2 separate regions of the Homo sapiens genome follow, and region 2 is linked to region 1. Evidence: chromatin contacts called from ENCODE Hi-C or POLR2A ChIA-PET data. All regions are on one chromosome and are shown on one strand. Each heading gives the region's core, a stretch centred on a gene start or an enhancer-like site at or near the end of the contact. The rest is flanking DNA. Distances are from core to core; before and after follow the strand shown. Region 1 has its middle 45 kb from the start of PXDC1. Region 2 has its middle 28 kb from the start of TGILR.

Region 1 (4,728 bases), core at 1,425-3,924:
AACAAGTCGTCAAGGTCACCTTTCCCCTAGCAGACTGACTCACCTGCCTTTAGCCTAACCCATCGTTATTTCTCTAATTAAGATAAAGAAATAAAGCAAAGATTTACTGTCAAGTAACCTAGCTACTGCTTTGTTAAATTTTTATCTGTGAAAGATTAATTATCTGATAGTGCCTTATTTTGGATTAGTACAGTCATGATCATGATGATGAAAAACACCGTTACAGGTTTTAACTTACCAAGTCCAACATTTCTTTATTTTCTCTAAGTGGCTGGCCTCCCCTTTACTGCTATGGCAGCATGAGATAAAGCAGTTGACAATATTCCAGTCAACTGTTACTTTTAAAAAGAGAGGTGTTCATTTTAGACTTACTGTCCCAAGACCTCTAGAAAAAAAGTTCACATTAAATAAAGGGATTTTTTGAGAAGCATATAAATAGTTTGCTCTATTGGGCAGCAGGAAATGCTGGGCGTGCTGTGTACTCAGGGCTCACGGGGTGGGAAGGAAGTGGCCTGGAAGCAGAGGGCTCTCCCTCCAGGCCCCATTGACAACTTGGGTATTATCCTTGGTCCTACACTCTGCTCCCCACCCGACAGATTCTACCTTCTAAAGTTCATCCCACTCCGTCTCCTCATCTTTGCTCCCCATAGCACCATAGTCTGGGCCTACATTCTCTCTCCTAAGACCAGAGGCTGGAAAACTCTTTCTCTCAAGGGCCAGTGAGTGTTTTAGGCTCCATGGACAAGCGGTCTCTGTCCCAGCTGCTACTCAACTGGGTGCCTGAGTTGAAGTGGCCACAGCAGATGCATAAGTGGTGGGTGTGGCCACGCTCCAGTAAACCCCAGGCTGCAGCTGGGTTGTACCCTCAGGTTGTTGCTTGCCAACCCCTGGAAGCATCCGTTAGCCACTTCATCTCCAGTCATTGGCCTGGGTTTTTCTCTTCTTTATATCCCCAGACCCTTACGGAGTGTCTTGCACCTAAGAGATATTCAATAAAATTTTGTTGAAAGAATGAATGAGTTCCCTAATCTAAGCATGCATACCTATGAGGTCATTCTATTACTGAGCTGCCAAATATTGTTTCCAATTTCATTAACTTAAGAGATTTGGAACTCTTTGGAGATTTACTAAGAACTAGAAATCCATTTCTCTCCTAACCACACAATGTACATATTTACTTACTGTTCTAAGCACACTTGTTTTAGAAACACAGAATCCAGCATCTCTTACTGTAAGCATTTTAAAACACCTTCCTGTTAGTGAAGGTAAGCGTGGTAAGTGTGATCAGATCTTAAACAAGAGGAATTTTGTTTTCATTTAAACAAGAGCATCTCAGACATAAGAGAATGATGAAAAGGTCTGTCATTGGCAGGAAGAATACGATATCATTAAACTTTGTGTTCGGTCAGACATATTTTGCATGCCTTTATGGTTAATCATTCTTAGAAGAGATTCCTCACCTTATTACTCCAAATCACAGCAAAAAGGCTTTGTTTTAGCTGTTTTGCTTTCATTTAGAAGGGACGCCATGGGTCACACAGCTTCCCTCTGCCTAAACATCACCTCATGCGGAGGGGTGTGTTCCCTTTGGGACTAAGCTTGAGTGTCCTACCCTGAGAGGGCACAGAGTAAGATTTGGGTGAAGTATCCGCCACCCACATTAGCAGATTCTTCCAAGGTACTATGTTTTAACAGCTGTTAGAGAATGACAGAGCCAAATCCCACCCCAACAGACAAGCAGAGTTTGGGGCTAGACCCCTTAGGTAACTATGCATATCTCAGGGGCCAGCAAGCTGCCATAGCTGGCTTTCCCCGGCTTGTGGGAGCCCATTGTACACATCTGCTCCCAGTGACTTCACACTGGTAGCCTGAAGTGAGTGATGATGGGAGTATTTACACAATGGAAATAGGCCAATGATACAAATCAGGGCATTCTAACACTGTGGGTGTGAGACTGATCAATGTTACTTGGTTCCTGCTTTCAAAGAGTCTGTCTGGGAGATAAAGCATGGACATAGGAGAAGATCCTAATAATGTCAACCTCTCAAAGGGACCTTATGTAAATTTCTTAACCCCTCTGCATCTCAGTTTTCTCATTGATAAAATGGGGGTAATAATACCTCGCAGAGGAGATAGAAGGATTAAATGAAATAATGTATATAAAGCATATAGCTTGTGGGAAGGTTGATAGTATGTACTTATTAAAGGTGACTATTGTTATTACTGACTAACTAAAGAAGAAAGGGTTTAAGGATGAGAAGAGTATCAGGAAATTAAGATCTGAGGCAAGTGAGCCTATGGCAGGAGTTTTAGTCTACAGACTACTGAATAGCTAAAGGGTCAGTGTCAGCCATCTGGTCTACTCTGAAGGCCTAAATAGCATAAGAATCTTCCAGGAGGAGGTTTGGTTCTGCTCCTGGCTCTCATATCACTTCTGCACGTGATGTAAGTGTTCACTCGCAGCCTCATCTATCAAAGAAATCAAAAAATAATCAGGAGAGAAACAGCTGCTATCAAAACCCGCTCAGCTGGCCCCAACCCAAGGTCTCAGGAAGAAGACAACAATACATGGAGCCTACAATGAAATTGGTGTCTATGGAAGCAGGAAAGAATCACATGCCTGCTACAACACGCTCTGAATGGGCTGATTCCACTGTGCTTTCAAAAGGAAGCTCTTACCATGGTAACTGTGTCAATGTGGACACTCTGAGCAAATGCAAAAAAGACACAGGCTAAGCTCCTGTTTCCTTCCAGGAAGTAGAAAATATTGTCTCATGTGTGTTTCTGGAGGATTCTTTTAACAATTTTGTTGAGTTTATACCTTCCTCACCATGGAAATCCAAATTAATAAAAGTAGAAATATTCCAAATTTTACACACTAGGACTTAGAGATGTATCTGTTTATGCACTCAAATGAGACGGCAAGTGAGCAGTTTGCTAACAAAGGACTCCTTTCAGATGGTGTCATCCATAGTTGCCATTGGATATGAGTTACCAGTTAAAATTCTTAGTTGTAGCAGCAGAAACCAGTTTTGCTATTTTAAGCAAGATGGGAATTGATTAAAAGGACATTGAGAAGCTCAAAAATTCTCTTGGCAGGATGGAGAGCCAGGCTTGGAAGTAACGCCCCCAGGAAATCCCTCCCCTACCCACTCCAAATAATGCCACCACTGATACTGCAGGGCATCGCCAACACTAGCGGCACTCCTGACACTGGACGTCACCAGACTCCAGCTGTGGCTGCAGCCACAGCCGCTGTCAAGACTGCCTGCGGAAACTGGACATAGCTCCTGGCTTCTTCACTAGCATGGATTGTGTACCACCTCTATTTCTATATACTATGAGCTTCTTAAGCAAGGCTTGGCATGGGTGCGTATGATTGGTGGAACTTACATAATACGCCCATTCTGAATTGCATAGGAAGCTGAGAAAGTGAGAAGTTGGCATCATTAGCTTTGCTACCAGGAGTGTTCTCTGCTATTTAAGGTAGGGGATTCCATAAGCATAAGAAAAGGGATTCAAATCAAGTAAGAATGCTTCTGGTTGCAAGTAATAAAATATCCAACTAGGCTGGGCGCAGTGGCTCATGCCTGTAATCCCAGCACCTTGGGAGGCCAAGCTAGGTGCATCACTTGAGGTCAGGAGTTCAAGATGAGCCTGGCCAACATGGTGAAACCCCCGTCTATACTAAAATACAAAAATTAGTCAGGCGTGTTGGTGCATGCCTGTAATCCCACCTACTCGGGAGGCTGAGGCAGGAGAATCCCTTGAACCTGGGAGGCGGAGGTTGCAGTGAGCCGAGGTCGTGCCACTGCATGCCAGCCTGGGCAACAAAGTGAGACTCCATCTCAAAAAATAAATTAAATAAATAAATAAATAAATAAATAAATATCCAACTAAAATTGACCTAAATAAGAATGGCGTATTTTCTCATATAATGAGAAGTCCAGGAGTAGGTGGCTCCAAATTTGGTAAATTTAGTGACAAAGAATGTTAAAGATCCAGATCCCAGCTGGGCATGGTGGCTCACGCCTGCAATCCCAGCACTTTGGGAGGCCAAGATGGGTGGATCACCTAAGGTCAGGAGTTCGAGACCGGCCTGACAAACATGCTGAAACCCCATCTCTACTAAAAATACAAAAATTAGCCAGGTATGATGGTGCATGCCTATACTCCCAGCTACTCAGAAGGCTGGGGCAGGAGAATCACTTGAACCTGGGAGGTGGAGGTTGCAGTGAGCCGAGATCGTGCCACTGCACTCTAGCCTGGGCAACAGAGTGAGACTCCATCTCAAAAAAAAAAAAAAAAAAAAAAAAGAAAAATTTCCAGATGCCTTCTATCTTCTTGCTCCACCATCCATAGAGCACAGACTTTTGCCTTTAGGCTTAGGTCCTTATGGTTAGGAGATGATGGCCATAGCTCCAGACATTACAGCCTCACATATGCAAGTCCCAAGAGTCGTGTTTCTCTTTGCACATCTCTTTTTATCAGAGAAAATACAATATAGAAAGTGTCCCCTTTTGTCTCTCTGGCCAGGAATAGGCCATATAACCTTCCTAATTGCAGAGGAGACTGGGAAATGGAATACCTGACATTTCAGCCTCCATAGTGCAAAGTAGACTCTGCCAAGAAAGACCAAGAATAGGTGAGTCTCTGTTAGATAGGAAACCAGTAGGGTCTGCCGTTGCCACCATTTTTAGAAATGCTGGAAGACTACTAGGCTGGTAT
Region 2 (4,728 bases), core at 954-3,453, 88 kb before region 1:
TTGTTTCTGGGTGCCAGGCGCTGTTTTAGATATTAGGAACACAGCAGCAAACAACTGTCAATTTACAAGAGAAGGATCGTTGGTCTCTGAACTTCATAAGAGGACTTAAAAACAAATTGCAGGCCAGGCGCGGTGGCTGGCCAGGATCGTGAAACTCCGTTGCTACTAAAAATACAAAAATTAGCTGGGCGTGGTGGCGTGTGCCTATAATCCCAGCTACTCGGGAGGCTGAGGCAGGAGAATCTCTTGAACCTGGGAGGCGGAGGTTGCAGTGAGCCCAGATCGTGCCATGGCACTCCAGCCTGGGCAACAAGAGCAAAACTCTGTCTCAAAAGAAAAAAAAGTTGCAGCCTAGCAACAAAGTATAAGCCATGAGGAGAATCCTTTTACCATTTCTTAAGCTTTCAGACCACCCCTTTTGACACAAAGGATGCACTTATTCCTGGGATTGGCCTGTTGGGTGGGGTGCAGTTTTAAACAGGGGGCTCAGGTGACATTCAAACAGAGGCCTGAAAGTGGAAGAGGTGAGTCACACAGAATTCTTAAGGAAGAGCTTCCAGGCAGAGGGAACAGCTGTCACAAAGACCTGCCATGGAAGGGCCTAGTGTATCCCAGGAAAGCACTGAGCCACCTGCTGGGGGACCTGGAGGCCACAGTCTGACCTCGGCTCTTCTTCTGACCAAGACGAAGCCATCAAAGGGCTTCAAGCTGACATGTGCTATGATATTTCTGACATCTTAACAGGGTCACTCTGGGAGATTTCCTTACAATATAAGTTGTCAATATAATCCAAGAAAACAATGGCCCAGAGGAAAAGAGTATTACATGACTATTACTGTAGGTCTCACAGTGAGGTGACAATCACAAGCACTGTCTGTGGGGTGCCTGCCATGGGCCAGGTAGTTGGCAGGGGGCTTTCTTTACCCACAACATTTCATCCCGTCCTTGCCGTTGGCTGCATGATGTATTTATTATTATGCCATTTTACAGATGAGAAAACTGAGACTCGAGTCCACAGGCTAACCAGTGGCAGCCTTGGGCCTTCACTCTACGGCCCTTCGCCTCTGTTGTGAGCACGTGCACATCAGTCAAGGCTGAAACGATCCTTTCAATGAAAGAAAATGTGATATTTGGTAAAGTGCCTTGAAAGAAATACTCTCATAATAAGAATTGGTAAATGTTGTCTAATTAACACATTGGCAGTGTTCTTCATGTCATTTCTACATGCCGTTCAACCTGCAAATATTATTTTTTAAAATTAATCTAGTAATATTTAATACTTTTTAAAGGGAGCCTTTGATTAACTTTGGTCCCATCAACAAACACTAATTGCATTAAGCTTTTTGAACAGCCTTTGTAAATGTAATCATTTGACTTCCTTAATTGTCTGATTAACAACAACGAAAAATCTTCCCAAGTACTTAAGTAATAATTCCTGTAAATATAACAAAATCTAGACATATAATAAATTTTAAATTCTCTTAAAATATCAACATAAAATTATAGTCTACATCAACTTTTTAGCTCCACAGTTTAAGTTAGAATTACAAGTTTGACTGACACTCCAGCACACAAAATCCTCTTAAATGTAACAAATAAGGAAAAGGCCAAATATCCACAGATTACCTCCTAACCCCAAGATATCAGAAATAGATTTGATTCATCTTCATCATTTCTACACTTAATGCTGTCTCTTTTCAGGATTACAAGTCATTTTCCCACTAAAAAAAAAAGATTCCGAATAAATTTGGAGTTGAATTTTCAAGTGAATTTTTGGGGCCTCCTTACCAGCTGGCCGAGGTTGCATCATGAGCAGGGATGTTAGCTTGGGTGCAGGAGTTAGAAGTAGAGAGGTCAGGATGATTTTTGTTGATTTTGTACTTGCTAAGTCACTGTCTTGCAAAGGTCAGCTCCTAGTCCTGGCCCCTACATTCGGTCATATGTCACCTGCTTCTGTACACTTAGACATGCCTGCAACCTTGCCAGGTCTCTGTAGCACATGGCTGGATTTAACAACATCGTTTCTGGTCTAATTCTATTCTAAATTCTTTTCATATTCTGCACATTTGCTGCAGCTGTAACTTCCAGCCACTGCTCAAAGATGAAGATGGGGCTTAAAGCTAGACAGTGGAGTGAGGCTAGCCAAGGTCAGAACTGCAGAGATGGCAGGTGTGTATGTGCTGGGTGAGGCCAGCTTGTTGAATGTTGCCATGGCCCGTCCTCCTCATTCGCCTCTGGGAAACACAGGAGGAAACTGCACAAACAGAACCTGTGTGCATCTGAGCAGCTGCATCCTCAGAAAGATCTGGCTAAGGCAGTGACATCATGAAACTGGAATTTCTTTCACTCTGGAGGAAGTGAAAAGAGCTGCAAATGGATCTTTAGGGACTGGTTATTATTCCCTGTTTTAATGGACATTTCTTTCATCTTAAAGTGCATTAAAAAATTGACGTGGCAATATAAATACCACCTTCCCCTCCACCTTTTTTTTTTTAAGCAAGATGTCTCTTGAATTTGTATTTGTTTTGCTACTTAAAACCAAATCTTTAAGGAAAGCCAATGCAAATGCAAGCTCTTCAGTGCTTATGGTCACTCAGTGGACTCCTTAGTTCCCAGCAAGCTCTAGCTGCCCAACTGAACTTCTCTTTGTGGGTTTTCAGAGGGCTGGGGAATGGAAATGGGTTGGTGTGGTTCTCCAGTTTGCTCGTTCTTTGCCGTATGGCAGGCTTTTCACACACAGATGGGCTGCTGAATGTTCTATCATTGCAGACTTGCCTCCAGACCCAGGTATATTTCAAGAGCAGAAACCATTGGCACAATCACCCCTTATTCTGTTTGTGGAAGAAAGTTGCCATCCACACAGAAAATTATAGTTTTGGCCGGGCGTGGTGCCTCACAGCTGTAATTCCAGCACTTTGGGAAGCTGAGGCGGGTGGATCATGAGGTCAGGAGTTTGAGACCAGCCTGGCCAACATGGTGATACCCTGTCTCTGCTAAAGATATAAAAAATTAGCCAGGCGTGGTGGCATGTGTGTGTGATCCCAGCTACTCGGGAGGCTGAGGCAGGAGAATCACTTGAAGCCGGGAGGCGGAGGTTGCAGTGAGCCGAGATCACACCATTGCACTCCAGCCTGGGCAACAGAGCAAGACTCTGTCTCAAAAAAACAACAGAACAAAACAAAAATTATAGTTTCTATACATGTGGGTTTGGAATTTGAACAAGTTATTTTATTCTGGGAATGCTTTATCATCGCCTAAAATGACGACTTCTTTCCTAGTTGTGATTTCTCTTTGCCACGTTACCAGGAGGCACAGAAGGCACAGGGAGGAAAGTTCTGGGTTTTCCTCTTGCGAAACTGAGAAGCCACATTAGGGATGAGGCAGTCATCTGAGCCAGCATCTTGTCTGGAAATAATTATGGCTTGCTCACAAAGCTGTGGAAATCTGCAATGCAGAGAAATACAACATCCTTGCAAACCCAAATAAAGGGCAGCAAATCCTTTTGGACACAGCTGTGCCTAAGACTCCCGGAGTGAAAGGAGCAAAATTGTACCTATGACCCACTGTGTCTATTGGAAACCCTAGAATCAATGTCATGTTCATCACCCTGTTAAATGGCAACAGATTTATGAGGAGAGAAGCTTCCAGAAAGACTGCAGAATTATCTTTTTTGGTGCAGTTTGGGACTTTAATTCTCAAAGGATTAAAACCTGTCCAGGTTCTTCTGGTGTGTTCCTTCCGTCTATACAAGGAGCATGTGATTCTTTAAAAATGTTGACTTTGCAGATCCCAATAGTTAGGTGGGAAATTGAGACACCAGAGAGGCATGAGGTTCCTCATTTAGTCTGGACTCAGTTCCTTTCCTAAATTAAAGGAAATGTACCATGCTGCTGACTTTGTGAGTTTGCTTTCAGTGCATGCTATGTGTGAGGTTGGAGAGAGTATGGGATCAAGCAGTGTTGGGAACAGGCCCCCCCGCAAAATCTGGCCATAAACTGGCCCCGAAATTGGCCATAAACAAAATCTCTGCAGCACTGTGATATGCTCGTGATGGCCATGACGCACATGCTGGAAGGTTGTGGGTTTACCGGAATGGGGGCAAGGAACACCTGGCCCATCCAGGGCAGAAAACCGCTTAAAGGCGTTTTTAAACCACAAACAATAGCATGAGTGATCTGTGCCTTAAGGACATGCTCCTGCTGCAGATTACTAGCCAGAACCCATCCCTTTATTTCGGCCCATCCCTTGTTTCCCATAAGGAATACTTTTAGTTAATCTATAATCTATACAAACAATGTTTATCACTGGCTTGCTGTCAATAAACACGTGGGTAAATCTCTGTTCAAGGCTCTCAGCTCTGAAGGCTGTGAGACCCCTGATTTCCCACTTCACGTGCTGTATTTCTGTGTGTGTGTCTTTAATTCCTCTAGCGCCGCTGGATTAGGGTCTCCCTGACCGAGCTGGTCTCGGCAAAGCAGTGTGACCTGTTTGCAACATCTGACTTTTCCTCTCTATTGAGCCCAGCACAGGGGCCAGCCAGAGCTCACAGTCCCAGCCTAGTAGGGATTGGCTACACAAGTCTTTTGAAGAACAAGCCCAGATGCATATTTATTTTGAGTTGCTCAAGAAACTCGGTTGATAAAATTGCAAGTGTGAGAAGTGAGGCAGGAGAATCTGTAGTTTTATCTCAGTCTTCTCCTGCCACCATGTGTGTTGGAGAAAACAAGT

What was found. Hi-C counts contacts between places; a loop is a spot of excess contacts on that map. ChIA-PET counts read pairs that join two places held with the same protein, here RNA polymerase II (POLR2A). Pooled maps may share reads with other maps.
Region 2: a loop to region 1 is called in a map of endothelial cell of umbilical vein, with 10 times the contacts of the local background. The contact joins two enhancer-like sites. A Hi-C loop is called at or near these places in 2 of 168 maps with a recorded cell type or tissue (HepG2 and endothelial cell of umbilical vein) and 1 of 50 pooled maps. POLR2A ChIA-PET finds 5 or more read pairs at or near these places in 4 of 52 experiments (AG04450, PC-9, activated CD4-positive, alpha-beta T cell and 1 more).

Annotation. Positions count from the first base shown.
Region 1 is chr6:3,794,482-3,799,209 of GRCh38, reverse strand. No RefSeq gene overlaps it. Among named protein-coding and RNA genes, the nearest start is that of PXDC1, 45 kb to the right of the region's middle. Within about 2 kb of position 2,674, at least 13 of the 41 ENCODE cell types and tissues checked have a DNase peak (open chromatin) inside an H3K27ac peak, as active enhancers do; they include endothelial cell of umbilical vein, where a contact is called at or near this core.
Region 2 is chr6:3,881,714-3,886,441 of GRCh38, reverse strand. No RefSeq gene overlaps it. Among named protein-coding and RNA genes, the nearest start is that of TGILR, 28 kb to the left of the region's middle. Within about 2 kb of position 2,203, at least 5 of the 41 ENCODE cell types and tissues checked have a DNase peak (open chromatin) inside an H3K27ac peak, as active enhancers do; they include endothelial cell of umbilical vein, where a contact is called at or near this core.